2 separate regions of the Homo sapiens genome follow, and region 2 is linked to region 1. The links are chromatin contacts, found by POLR2A ChIA-PET in ENCODE. All regions are on one chromosome and are shown on one strand. Each heading gives the region's core, a stretch centred on a gene start or an enhancer-like site at or near the end of the contact. The rest is flanking DNA. Distances are from core to core; before and after follow the strand shown. Region 1 overlaps LRRC49 (leucine rich repeat containing 49). Region 2 overlaps THSD4 (thrombospondin type 1 domain containing 4).

Evidence for each region. ChIA-PET counts read pairs that join two places held with the same protein, here RNA polymerase II (POLR2A).
Region 2: POLR2A ChIA-PET joins it to region 1 with 25 read pairs in activated naive CD4-positive, alpha-beta T cell. The contact joins two enhancer-like sites. POLR2A ChIA-PET finds 5 or more read pairs at or near these places in 3 of 52 experiments (A673, AG04450 and activated naive CD4-positive, alpha-beta T cell).

The regions. Positions count from the first base shown.
Region 1 is chr15:71,044,713-71,052,111 of GRCh38, reverse strand. LRRC49 (leucine rich repeat containing 49) reads right to left here. Exons shown (of 16, transcript NM_017691.5): 16 at 1-2,703. The coding sequence ends at 2,500. Among named protein-coding and RNA genes, the nearest start is that of THSD4, 67 kb to the left of the region's middle. Within about 2 kb of position 3,056, at least 3 of the 41 ENCODE cell types and tissues checked have a DNase peak (open chromatin) inside an H3K27ac peak, as active enhancers do.
Region 2 is chr15:71,234,576-71,241,974 of GRCh38, reverse strand. The region is part of intron 4 of THSD4 (thrombospondin type 1 domain containing 4); the gene reads right to left. Among named protein-coding and RNA genes, the nearest start is that of THSD4-AS1, 49 kb to the right of the region's middle. Within about 2 kb of position 4,199, at least 8 of the 41 ENCODE cell types and tissues checked have a DNase peak (open chromatin) inside an H3K27ac peak, as active enhancers do.

The sequences.
Region 1 (7,399 bases), core at 1,807-4,306:
ACCCAGCAGACCCAGGTCTCCTTGTCTTTTTATCTGGGGATTATCTTCACCAAGGAACTTCAGAACGCAAAATGAGTTTGGAGTGTAGAACTAGATGGGAGGATCGCCATTCGACGTTTGAGACCCGACAAAGTAAGGATTCAAGAAGTAGAAATCAGTATGGGGTAGTGGGAGCAGGTAGGAGCGAAAGGGAACTCAGGTAGGAAGGAAGCAGAGACCAAAGCTGAGGAATAAAGAGGCTTGGTTTCAGGAACAAGAGAGAGACCCTATTACCAGGCCTGAAGCAGGTCTGCATAGAGCCAGCAGTGGCTGGGATGGCTTGCTGCCATTTCATTGAGTGCTGACTTAGTGTTCCTAAGATTCCCAGGGTGACTGGGCCAAGAAAGCATGTGAGTGTCAAGTCTCTTTAGCAGCAGGGATGGGAGGGTTAGGGGAGAACAGACATGCAGGAAGCTGGACAGATTACTAAACAGCTAGGTCCATTCATCTGCAAAGCCTAGAGTGGGAACAGTTACCCAGACTCCCAAAGAGTCACAAGTTCTTACATCTTTCCAATCTGCCAGAATCCCACAGACAATATACTCTTGGTTCTCCTCTCAACATCACCTTCAAGCTGGGATCTCATTTCTATACCAAACAAGATATAAGCCCAGGAGAGATAAGTGTTTACTAGCCAGATGAGAAATGGTCCATATGTTTCAGTTTGGAGAGGCTAAAGGATCAGAAAGCAATGCTAATAGCTCCTCTGTCCTAGGGCACCAACCCTATTGTTCAACCTACAGCCAAAAGAGTAATAATTAAAGCTCAACGTATTGGGTGTTTGCTGTGTGCCAGGCATGATGAGAAATGCTTTACATGCATTGTTTCTTTTGATTCTCATGACTATCTTACGAAGTGTGTGCTATCAGGAGGAAACTGAGGTTACACACTAGTAAGCTGATGGCCTAAGTGCCAAGATGAAAAAACCAGGACAGGACAGGCATGGTGGCTCACACCTGTAATCCCAGCACTTTGGGAGGCCGAGGCAGGCGGATCATGAGGTCAGGAGATCGAGACCATCCTGGCTAACATGGTGAAACCCCGTCTCTACTAAAAATACAAAAACTTAGCTGGGCATGGTGGCGGGCACCTGTAGACCCAGCTACTTGGGAGGCTGAGGCAGGAGAATGGCGTGAACCTGGGAAGCGGAGCTTGCAGTGAGCCGAGATCGCGCCACTGCACTCCAGCCTGGGTGACAGAGCAAGACTCTGTCTCAAAAAAAAAAAAAGAAAAAGAAAAAACCAGGACAGCCTTTTAAGGCTATGATCAGAAAAATGGTAACCTGTTAAAGTTAAGCACGCCTTTTGGGAGAAGAGTAATCAAGAGATCTTAAGGATGTGGGTCTTTCTCAGAACCGCAATAGCAGCTTACCTAGCTTCCTTCCAGGTGTCTCTGCATGTCTCTGCATGTCTTTGCTGTCGTACATCTTCTAGTCCTGTTTTCCCATATCCTGGTGGTCCTGCTGACATAATAGCTGCTAGGTAAAATCTAAGCAAACCGAAAAATTCCTATTTATTGACTAAGATTGTTTTTCTGAAGTGGCATCATCTCTAGCTATGGTAATAGGCTCCTACTACCCTTCTCACCAGCATGAATTTGATCTTCAAATGAAATTTTAAAAATTAGAACCCTTCACTCATGCATCCCTAATACTTCTGAGACACAGGTACACATGCATGTCTATTAAAAGAGCATTTGAGAGCTAACAATGGAAGGAAACATCTTTCAGAGAAGCAGATTTACTGCTTTGTAACAGCATTTTATAGTCATTCAGGATCTCCTAAGACAAAACATTTTCTTCCTATCCCAGTTTTGACTCATTTGCATATTCTCTGCCCATAGTGATTCCCAGGACCTCCTGTGGTTCCCTGAGAATGCATTCCTAGAAGAATGGGGCATCCTCCATATAGGTGAATAGCAGGAACCGTACCTAACTAAAGAGGAACATACAATAAATATGACAATTCTGACTGAATTAAGGAGGCAAACATACTTTATTTTGACTAATTTGTTAGTAAGTTTATTCTTCACTCATAAAAAGAACATATTTTTGGCTTTGAAATCATGACATAAAATAAAAAGGGAAATAACTGAAAATTATCAGCTAAAAGTAGGTAGATGCAGCTCATGCTGAATCATCAGCAAATACTACGTGCTTTGGGCTATAGCAGGGCACCAATCAAAGCAAGAACCAAGGATGCAGTGCCACGCCATCTCTGAAAACTGTTTAGTTCCCAAAGGTTGTTTGGTCCTCACATACAGGCAATTAATCCTTCCTTTCTCCTGCTTTCCTTCCTTCCTTCTTAACTTTTAGCTATGAGAACAGTGGGCAATAATGCTTTTATACTAGTCTTTCTAGTTTATAGGATAGTGTTGTTGTTGTTTTAACATGTATAACCTGCATATTTTCAACCTTCAAAAAATAAAACTGCCAAAATCAACTGTAACTAAAGGCCATTTTTATTTTTGGTCTGTTATCTGCTGTAGGCAGAGCTTCATATAGGAATTTTTATTGCGAATTTCTATGACTGCATCCCTAACAAGCTCAATGAACATCTGTGGCCAAAGCTTCTGCAAAGCCTCATTTTTCATGTTGATTTCTGTGGCTTCCTTCACAAGGTCTTCTATATATGTTTTACAGAATTTCTTCTTTTCCTTTATTTCCTGTTAAAAAAAAGAGAAAGTTTTGTATTAAATCATAACTAATCCAAAAGTCAAAGCAACAATTAGCTGAACCACAGAAAATTGAAATAATTTATTCTGACCCCCTATTCCTCCCCCATCTACTCCTCAGAGCAGGAATTCTTTCCTAGTCACTGCTGACAGAGTTCTGCTTGAGTAAAGATAACAACAAGGGTCTCAGTACTTCTCAGTCTACTCCTACCTCTGTTGGACAGCTCTGCTAGAAAATGTGTTTCTTTACTGGAATTGTTGAATCATAACTACTATTTCTCCTATCTCAGTTCAGGTCATTTAGCTCACACAAGTCAGCTGAATGCAGACTCACAGATTCCTGTGGTAAATGTATCAGGATACAGATAGTGACAATTTCAATTGGTATGATATTAGTTAATATCTATGTAATACTTTAAGTATGTATACTCTGAATTTACCCTCTATTATGGGAAAGCATAAAATGGTACACTACACTGACTTACGCAGCCTTGACCATTTGGAGAAAGTTGGGGGGAAGTGTACAATTAGGAAGAGTAAACATATAGAAACCTGGGACCCAGGACGTTGCCTTCTAAAGAAACAGGTCTCCCACTCAACTTCTGGGTCTGGCAGTGTGAAAATGAAAAACCTGGTCCTAAACACAACAGAGGAATTTTGGAGCTGAGGATATTTGAATATTGTGCCCCAATTTCATCACAGAGACTAAAACAAAGTGATTTTGTTTAATCAAGAATTTAACATTTATTTTGGCTATTGATACTTCTGAATAGTATCAAGGCATAATCATGGAATGTATAATATACATGGAAGAATCAATGTAACACATCAGATAATCAGAATTACAAGGGAAGTAATGCACATCAATGAAGAAGGAAAGTAATAAATGTCAATGAGACAATACATTTAACTACTAGAAAAAGGATCCATTTAAATCTCCAACTCAAGTCAAAACACCAAAATAATTTCAAGATAAATTAAATGAGCTAAATTTAAAATATCATAAGCCAGGCATGGTAGCTCACATCTGTAATCCCAGCACTTTGGGAGGCCAAGGCAGGAGGATCGCTTAAGGCCAAGAACTCAAGACCAGCCTGGGCAACATAGCGAGACCCCATCTCTACAGAAAAACAAGAATAAAAAATTTAGCCAGGTGTAATAGCACATGCCTGTAGTTCCAGGTACTTGGGAGGCTGAGGTGGGAGAATCGTTTGAGCCCAGGAGTTCAAGGCTACAGTTTAAGCTATGATCATGCCATTGCACTCCAGCCTGAGTAACAGAGTGAGACCTTGTTTCTAAAAAAAAAAAAAAAAAAAAAAAATTTGGCCCGGTGCAGTGGCTCACACCTGTAATCCCAGCACTTTGGGAGGCCAAGGTGGGTGGATCACTTGCGGTCAGGAGTTCGAGACTAGCCTGGCCAGCATGGTGAAACCCCATCTCTACTAAAAATATAAAAATTAGCCAGGGTTGTGGCACATGCCTGTAGTCCCAGCTACACGGGAGGCTGAGGCAGGAGAATTGCTTGAACCCAGGAGGTGGAGGTTGCAGTGAGCTGAGGTCGTGCCACTGCACTCCAGCCTGGGCGACAGAGCAAGACTCTGTCTCAAAAAACAAAACAAAACAAACAAACAAACAAATGAAATCCTAAAAATCACAGATAGTGTCATTAAAATTATACCTACGAAGATTTCTAGGAAGTCCTAGCCAGAACGGTCAGGCAAGAGAAAGAAATTAAAAAGCATCTAAATAGGAAAAGAAGTCAAACTATCTCTCTTTGCTGACAATATGATTTCTATACCTAGAAAATCCTAAAGACTCTGCCAAAAGGCTCTCAAATTGAAACAATTTTAGTAAAACTTCAGGATATAAAATCAATGTACACAATTCAGTAGCGTTTCTATACACCAACAACATCCAGGCTGACAGTGAAATCAAGAACACAATCCCACTTACAATAGCCACAAAGAAAATGAAATACGTAGGAATACAGCTAAGAAGGTGAAAGACCTCTACAAGGAGAACTACAAAATACTGCTGAAAGAAATCAGAGATGACACAAATAAATGGAAAAACATTCCCTGCTGATGGATTGGAAGAATCAATATCATAAAAATGGCCATATTGCCCAAAGTAATTTACAGTTCAATGCTATTCATATCAAATTCCCAATGTCACTCTTCACAGAATTAGAAAAAAAATTCTAAAATTCATATGGAACCAAAAAAGAGCCCGAATAGCCAAAGCAATCCTAAGCAAAAAGAACAAAGCCAGAGGCATTATGCTATCTGACTTCAAACTATACTATAAAGCCACAGTAACCAAAACAGTTTGGTACTGGTAAAAAACAGATACATCGACCAATGGAACAGAATAGAAAACTCAGAAATAAAGCTGCACACCGAAAACCATCTGATCTTCAACAGGGCTGACAAAAACAAGCAATGGGGAAAGGACTCCCTATTCTATAAACGGTGCTGAGATAACTGGCTAGCCATATGCAGAAGATTGAAGCTGGACCTTTCTTATCTTTCACCATATACAAACATTAACTCAAAAGGGATTAATAATTTAAAGGTAAGACCTCAAACTATAAAAATTCTGGAAGACTCTTCTTGATATTGGCCTTGGCAAAGAATTTTTGGCTAAGTCCCCAAAAGCAATTGCAACAAAAACAAAAATAGACAAATGGGACTTAATTAAACTAAAGAGCTTTTGCACAGCAAAAGAAACTATCAACAGAGCAAACAGACAACCTACAGAATTGGAGAAGATATTTGCAAACTATGTATCTGACAAAGGCTTAATATCCAGAATTTATAGGGAACTTAAATCACCAAGCAAAAACCAAATAACCCCAGTAAAAAATGGGCAAAGGACATGAACAGATACTTCTCAAAGGAAGACATACAAGTGGCCAACAAGGATATGAAATAGTGCTCAGCATCACTAATCATCAGAGAAATGCAAATCAAAACCACAGTGAGATACCATCTCACACCAGTTAGAATGGCTATTACTAAAAAGTGAAAAAACAACAGATGCTGGCGAGGCTGTGGAGAAAAAGGAACTCTCATACACTGCTGGTGGGAATATAATTAAATTAGTCCAGCCACTGTGGAAAGCAGTCTGGCAATTTCTTAAATAACTTAAAACAGAGCTACCATTTGGCCCAACAATCCCATTCCTGGGTATATACTCCAAAGAAAATAAATCATTCTACCAAAAAGACACATGCGCTCATATGTTCATTGCTACACTATTCACAGTAGCAAAGACATAGAACCAACCCAGGTGCCCATCAATGGTAGATTGGATAAAGAAAATATAGTATATATACACCATGGAATAGTAACTACATAGCCATAACAAAGAGTGAAATCCTGTCCTTTGCAGCAACATAGATGGAACTGGAGGCCATAATCTTAAGCAAATTAATGCAGAAACAGAAAACCAAATGCTGCATATTCTCACTTATAAGTGGGAGCTAAGCACTGTGCACACATGGAAGATGGGAACAACATAAATATGGGAACAACATAGAGGGTGGTAGGGGTGTGGGCTAAACAACTACCTGTCTGGTACTGTGCTCATTACTAGAGTGACAGGATCCATACTCCAAACCCCAGCATCACATAATACTCTCATGTAACAAATCTGCACTGTACCCCATATCTAAAAGGTGAAATATTTAAAAATAAAATAAAATAAAGATTCATAATAAGAAAAAATGCTTAAATCATAATGTTATGTGAAAAAAATAAAATTTTTTTTGATAGGGTTTGGGTTATATGAATGTATGAATTGTCAAAACTCAGCAATTGTACACCTAAGATTTACATTTCAGTATATAAGTTTTACCTCTAAATGGAAAAATTTACAAAGAAAAATACTCTGTAGAATACTGAATCTCAATTAATGAAATGCACGCTGAATTATTTAGGCAGAAGCATACTAATGTCTGCAATGACTGTGAGATGAATTTAAAAAATACGAAGGTAGACTGATGGATGGATAGACACATAGATATGTGATAAAGTAAGTACACTGTATGGTACGATGCTAATAGTTGAGTGTAGGTTTTGGACGTATGGATGTTTATTGTAAAATTCTTTCAACTTTGCTGTATGTTTGAAATTTTTATTAAAAAGTTAGAAAAGAATGCATAAAAACTATTGAAGAAAATATATTGAAGTCTCATTAAGATTGTTTCTGAATTCTTGGCTCACGCCTACAATCCCAGCACTCTGGGAGGCTGAGGTGGGCAGATCATGAGGTCTGGAGATCGAGACCATCCTGGTTAACATGGTGAAGCCCCGTCTCTACTAAAAAAACACAAAAAAAATTAGCCAGGTGTGGTGGTGGGCGCCTGTAGTCCCAGCTACTCGAGAGGCTGAGGCAGGAAATGGCATGAACCTGGGAGGCGGAGCTTGCAGTGAGCCAAGATCACACCACTGCACTCCAGCCTGGGTGACAGAGGGAGACTCCGTCTCAAAAAAAAAAAAAAAAAAAAAAAGATTGTTTCTGAGTTCTGAGAACATTAGTATGTTTTCCTCCTTTTTAATATTTTCTTCTGTTTCCCAATGCTTATGATTTTTTAAATTAATTTATTTTTTGGAGACAGGGTCTCACTCTGCTGCCCAGGCTAGAGTGCAGTGGCATGATCTCCGCTCACTGCAACCTCTGCCTC
Region 2 (7,399 bases), core at 2,950-5,449, 190 kb before region 1:
AGAATTGTCTTGGGTCACACATAAAATACAGTAACACTAATGACAGTTGATGAGCTAAAAAAATATATTGCAAAAAAAAATCTCATAATGTTTTAAGAAAGTTTACGAATTTGTGTTGGGCTGCATTCAAAGCCATCCTGGGCCACATGACGCCCATGGGCCATGGGTTGGACAAGCCTGGTTTAGATCTTTAGATTTTTGTAAAGACCCACTGCCCTGAGGTGGGGTGGGGCGGGGGACGTGGGCAGGACAGGGTAGAAGCCCTGATTTGTAGCATTTGCCCACTCCTATGGTGTAAATACTTCCATCATGGCTGATATCAAGCTACCAATGTGAAGACACAGTGAGCTCTGGTGAGCAGGTAAAAACCAGCTCCAGAACACCACTGCATGAATATTTATTGTGCAACTACTCTTTGCAAAACACAGAGTTAGCAATGATGAAGAAATACAAAAATTAATCATCCATAGTTTTCAAGACCCCAACCTTACAACTGAAAGCAACTAGATCACAATGCAGGGCGGGGTAAGGGCCTTAGAGGCCATACAATAAATGTTGCTTTGGGAAATTCTGAGGCAAGAAAAAGCACTTCTGTCTGAAGGGATCAGAAAAGGTTTCGCCTTCACTGGCATTAGAGTTGAGGAGCGCAGGTTCCAAATCTCTGTGGAAGGACTTAAGTAAGTCAACTAACTCTTACTTACTTTTAAGATGACTGAGCTGGATTAAATGACCGCCAAGGTCGCTCCAACTCTAAAATTATATGCTTCCATAATAATTAATTCTACATTTACGTAAAATTGGAAATGTGCCCAAGGGTTTCTACAGGATGGCCCCATTAAAATAAGCACATTAAAATAGCAATCAAGGTGAAACATTGATTTCTGCCCTCATGAGAAAATTCTTTCTTCACTCTCCACATAATTACTGAACATAAAATTTAATAGACCACAACTAATTATTAACATCTTTATTACTAATTGCACCTTCATTCTTAGCTGATATGGAATTAAACCACGCCACAGTGTTTATTTTGCATTTAGGTCTTTCTCAATTAATCTTGGCAACACTTGGGACTCTGTTAACGATGGGGGTTTTAAGAGATGCAATTAAGAAGTTAGTCATATATATGTATATATGTGTGTGTGTGTGTGTGTGTGTGTGTGTGTGTGTGTGTGTATACACATATATATAAAACTTGGATATAATTTGCCTTTTTCTTTCTTGTGGCAGGCCAGGTAAAATGAATGACATCATGCAAAGGCAAAGGAAAGAATTTCTGCGTATGTGTGTTTTTTTAAGATCTGAAAGTCTACCAAAAAATTTTAGCCTCAAAGTAAGTACTGAATGGAGACCCTAGCTGAAGGTAACAGAGAAATGGACATGTGGAATAGCACTTCTCAAACTTGAGTGTTCACAGGCATCACCTGGGATCTTGTTAAGTTGCAAATTCTGGATCTAGGACATCTAGGGTGCAGCCTGAGAGTCTGCATTTCCAACAAGCTCCTGGGAGATGCCAATGCTGCTGGTCCACAGACCCACAGCTTTGATAATCAGTCATAGAATAAAATAGAAATTCCAAACAAAAGGGTGAAAATTCAACACTGCAAATTACCATTTTTAATGAAGGAAAAATGGCAATGAAATTCAAACCAAAAACCTCTGAGTTTGAGGCAGATACAAAAGATCTGCTGGCCCGGGACAGGCTGCCCTGCTGGAGCTCACTCAGCACTGATGAACCAAAACTGACTTGAGCTTCCTCTTGGGGAGCAGAAGAAGAACCTGCTGTTGGCTGATGACTTGTGTAAACATCTTCCCAAAGGCCTGAGGGGGTAAAATATACAAGCACCAATGTATATTTTTGTATTCATATTGCCTTGTGGGAAGCTCTGCCTAAATTGGAGAACCATTCAAAACCCAATGACAGAGCAACAGCATTGGAAAGGTGACGAAATGAATGCAAATGACCAGTTAATTCTAAAAGACCAAAGAGCATGAGCTACCAAATTGGGTGTGTTTATGAGAGATCTGATTTCTAGGTATTTGACTCAGAACATTTGGACAAGTGGCAGATTCATTCTGGCTTGGCCAGGAGAACGTTTGTTTTCCTTACAGCTGGTCAGAGCTAATAATCCTGACGGGTCTGAATGGCCTCTTCTCCAACAGGACAGAGTCCATCTGGCCGCTTGCAGGGGGGCCTCCACGGAACTGGGGAGATTTATGCAGAGCTATGATAAGTACAGATGTGGCGAGGCGATCTGTGTGGCCAGTAAACTCCTTCAGGAGAATCATGTGGTAGGCGCCCAGGGGAGCTGTTGAGTAGTTCGGCTTAGTCTCCCCAGAACCCATCTCTGGGATTTTACTTTAGGTGCTCCACTTGTCAAAGCACTGGCTAATTTCTGAAAGTTATGTCTTGAGAAAGAAATGGAAAAGGCACAGTTTGCAGATCAGAGATGTGGGAGTCAGTGTAGGCTAGTGGTTCACGACATGGACCCTGAGGCCAGCTTTCTGGGGTTTGAATCCCAGCTCTGCTACTTGCTAGTTTGGAAACTTTGGGTAAGTTACCCAATCTTTGTATGCCTCAGTTTCTTCAAACAGGACCAGGATTAAGATGAGGCCAGTGAAGCAACTAGGATGCAATATTTAAGGAGATAACAGTCAGGGTCGTGGAAGTGCTGGTAGGAACCTGAGAGTAATGTCTTCTTAAATGTTGCACCCTAAGAACCTCCCTAGCTGCACTCCAAGCCCAGTTCTGGCCTTGTATTCATTTACAAATAAACACAATAATAGTACCTTTGTTATAGATAGTTACAAAGATTAAATGACTTAAGAGCAAATGACCTAATGCTTCACACAGAGTATGCATCATACAAGTATTTGCCTTTATGTAAGAAAAGCTCTAGTTTGGCTATTTAATAGCTCTACCAACTTTGGCAAATAATGCACCTTCAGTTTTCTTAGCTGTAAAATGAGAGCATGACCATTTCATGTTCACTAGGATGGCTATACTCAAAAAAGACAGATAATAGTGTGTTGGGAAAGATAAATTGGTAACCTCATACATTCCTAGTGGGTAGGTAAAATGGTGTAGTCACTTTGGAAAACTATCTCGGAGCTCCTCAAAAGACTAAATGTAGTGTTACCACAAGACCTAGCAATTGCAGTCCTAGGTATATGCCCAAGAGAAATGAAAACATACATTTGTATATAAACTTATACATGAATGTTCATAGCTACATTATTCATAATAGCCAAAAATGCAGAAACAACCCAAATGCCTATCAACTGATGTAGAGAGAAATAAAACATTGGTATACCCACAGAGTGGATTATTATTCAGCCATAAGTGCTGATATATACTGTAACATAGATAAACCTACAAAATATTCTAAGTGAAAGAAGTGAAAGAAGCCAGACACATATGATTCCATTTCTATAGAATGTCTAGAATAGGCAAATCCATAGAGACAGAGAGTGGTTTCCAGGGATTGGGGAGAGAGGGGAAAAGAGAGTGACTGCTAAAGGGATGGAGTGTCTTTTTAGGATGATGGAACTGTTCTGCAATTAGATAGTCGTGATAGTCACACAACCTTGTAAATATACCAAAAACTATTGAGTTACATAGTATTTTTAAATGGTGATTTTTACGGTATGTAAGTTATATCTCAATAAAGTTTTTTTTAAGAAAGCATGTTTACTTACAAGGATGTTGTAAAGTCAAATTGAACTTACTGATAGAAATGCATTTTTTAAATCTGAAAGCAATTTTTAATGATTTGTTTCAACAATATTTAACAAACCTTTATTGAGCAACTTCTATGAGTGCCTATTGAGCATCATGTGTGATTTTTTTTTCCACTTGTTCACATTTCCAGCCCTGACAACGTAAGTACATGGAACACCCCCACCCCGCCCCCACACCACCATAAAGTAGGGCTCTATGAGAAGAACATGACAGTGCACAGTAAGGGTTCTAAGTCCAGGTTCCAGGCCCAGTTCATCCAACGGGCGTCTGGGAAAATTGCTGTTGCTATAATAGTTGTTGAGATAATGGCTGCAAACAGCATGTTTTCCTTACAACAGGCTGGCTGCCATCCAGGGCTGGTTATGTGTGATCTTCCACAGCTCTACAAAGATAATGCTAAGCAGTCAGCATGACTCAAGCAAAGTCACTCCATCCAGTCTCCCTCCCTACACACTCACCCTGGAAATGTGTCATCTGCAATCATCACCTGGAACTGACAACTCCCGCCTTTCTGTTTCCTGCCAAGATCCCTCTCCCGAGCATCAACCCCATGTGCCTAGCTAACCTCCAGACTAGAGCCTGAAAAGTGCACATAAGTCACCCGGGGGTCTCACTAAAATCCAGCTTCTGCTTCAGCGGGTCTAGCACAGGCCTCTGCTTCATTTGTAACAAGCTCCCAGATGAAGCTGATGTGGTGGGTCCTGGGACTGCACTTTGATAGCTCCACGTGTCACTTCGAAGTCAACACACTCAAGTCCGGATTGACCATCTTTCCTCCACAAAACTGATGCCCCTCTAGCTCTTCCCATATTCTCTATCTCAGTAGTCCTTAAACTTGAACAAGCATCAGACTCACCTAGAAGACTTGTTACAAAAGACTGTGAAGCCCCACCTGCAAAAACTCCGATTCCATTGGTCTAGGGCACGGCCTGAGAATCTGCATTTTTAACAAGTTCTCAGATGATGATGATGCTCTTGGTCTGTGGGCCACAGTGAGAACCACTGTTCTGTCTTACTCCCAAGTACCACCATCCCCTGAAGACGGCTGGCTCTTCCACCCACCCCTTCTCTCTGCATTCCACCCAAACTCCTTGGCTTACCCACTCAACCTACACAGCCTGGCTCCTGCTGCATCTCTTGTCAGCCCTGGCCCTGCATGGACCACCCACACCACTTGTACCTCCTCAGTAGGCCAAGGGACTTTATTCTCCATGTTTTGACCTATGCTGTTTCCTCCTCCTCAGCTGCTTTCTCCAGCATCGTTTCCCAAAATAATGACCTAGTCACCCTTCAGGATTCAACGGAAGCATTTTGGTGTCAATGAAGTTTTTCCTGGTCCAAACCGCCCTCCAACCCTCTCCTTCAAAGAACTGATGCCCTTCTCTTTTGTCCTTCCACTGGGCCTCATGTAGCTGTCACAGCACAATCTTCTATTATGCTTATTGTTTGCACACCTGCCTTAGTTGACCAGGCTGCAGGCTCCTTCAGGGCAGGGACTATGCCTTATTTCTTATATCCCTATAGCCTACTACAATGACTAGCACATAATAGGTGCTCAGTTAATTGACCCTAGAAAAGCTGAAATAACAAACGAATGGCTCAAACCACTATTGCCAAAGGGAGAAAAATCTCCCCTCATCATTATTGTGCCTGTTTAATTTCTGTTATATGAATTATTATATCTTATTAAAAGACTGTTAAACTATTATGGCCCTGAGGACAAAGCCACCTCCTTCTATGTAGGAACAGAAGTCTCATCTATTGTGTGAGAGCATTTCTGGTATCAAACACCTAGAGAAGAGACAGGTCCTCAGAATGGAGAGGGACCCAGCAGGGGCTAAGACTCAGCCTTTATTTTCAAAAGGAGTGAAGAATTAAGAGCTCAAGAGCTGTCAGAGCTGGAAAGCCACCCAGGCAAAGCTGTCAGCAGCCTGCAGCTATAGGGGGGCTTCCTACCTCCTCTCAGTTTCCAGGACAGAGGGGAGTGGGCAGAGTGAGAGCCCCGCCCTCCGGAGCCAGGCTGTTTTGTGTTTCTTAGGCTCTCCGTGTTTATTTCCATCTTGTTTTCCCTTAGAGCTCAGGCAAGTTCCTTTGAGGGGCCCTGCCTCTCTCAGCTGTGCTAACATGAACCCCACACGGGCCACAGCATCCCACAGAGCAGCAGCCCCGGGGACTGCCCTCGAGGAACCAGAGGAGTGGAGCCCGAGAACCCCACAGTAAAGTGGAACTCCACGAAGGCAGATAGGCAATGAGGCTGACCACCCCTGCCCGCGTGGAAAGTCTCCTTGCACTGCTTAACCTTGAAGGTCCTGAGTTTTATAGCATTAAGAGCGGTGGCATTCCAGCCAGCATGGTGGCTCACACCCGTAATCCCAGCACTTTCGGAGGCTGAGGTGGGAGAATCACTTAAGGCCAGGAGTTCCAGACCAGCCTGGCCAACATGGCAAAACCCCATCTCTACTAAAAACACAAAAAATTGGCCAGGCGTGATGGGTGCACACCTGTGGTCCCAGCTACTCGGGAGAGGCTGAGGCACAAGAATTGCTTGAACTGGGAGGCGGAGGTGGCAGTGAGCTGAGATCGTGCCACTGCACGCCAGCCTGGGCAACAGAGCAAGACCCAGTCTCAAAAAAAAAAAAAAAAAAAAAAGAGAGAGGTGGCATTCCTTGCATCTTGCTACCTAAGTTGAGTTGCTACAGAAACAGAAATAAATTCTTCCATAGGGAAGATGAGAAGGAAGCTCATGAGATGAAAGCCTATTTATTGTTGGAGAAAGCTGAATAGTGGGGAATCTAAGTCCCCGTACTAGATTCTGTGGAGAAAATCTAAGATACTACTGGATTTTACTATGTCTAATGAATAATGTCCATGTGGCTTAAAGAGAGCCTTTATGCCACATTTGCACTTTGAACTGTTACTATATATCAAGGCTAAACTCCCAAGCCAATGTTTTGGGGCAAATTTCCCGGAGACTAAGTATCACAGGGTCCTGGTTACAAATGTGAGGATGCTGCATCTGAGGGCTGCCTCAATGCCAGCCTCCGAAATGTGGACAGATACTCCTCTATTTCTCCTGGCATTGATACAAAGCATTGGCACTTTAAGCTAGGAGAGGGAGGAGGGAGATGTAATTCACAATGACTATCAAGGGAAATGCTTTTTGCCAAAATACTTTCGTATGACCACACGTATCTTTTAAAAAGGTTTTTATAGACATTAAAACAACACTAGGTGGTAGAAATTATACCGAGGAATAGTCCTTCTCAAGTGCCTGTAAGAGCACACAGAGATGTGAGTGTGGGGATCCTCAGTGCAGCCCTGGGGAGCTGGCAGGACACCTGAAACCACAGCAGGACGGCGAACTGAGGAACTGGCCAGTGCACTTCAGTCATTCCTTCTTTCCACACAGTTCTTCTAGAGTGAGACTGAGGATGATAGCGCCAGAGAAGGGAAGACTCAAAGATCAGTATGAGGAGGGAAAAGGTTTCTTTAAATTGGAAAAACTGAGCTTTATCCGTCAAGAGCCAAAGTCTGGAAAACAGTAGGCAGAGGTAGAGCTTACACTACAGACTATGAAGAAGTGTTATGACCTTGGAATGACCTTTCTGAACCCAAGGAAATTAAGAGTTTGACTAGCAGGCTGGATGTGGTGGCTCG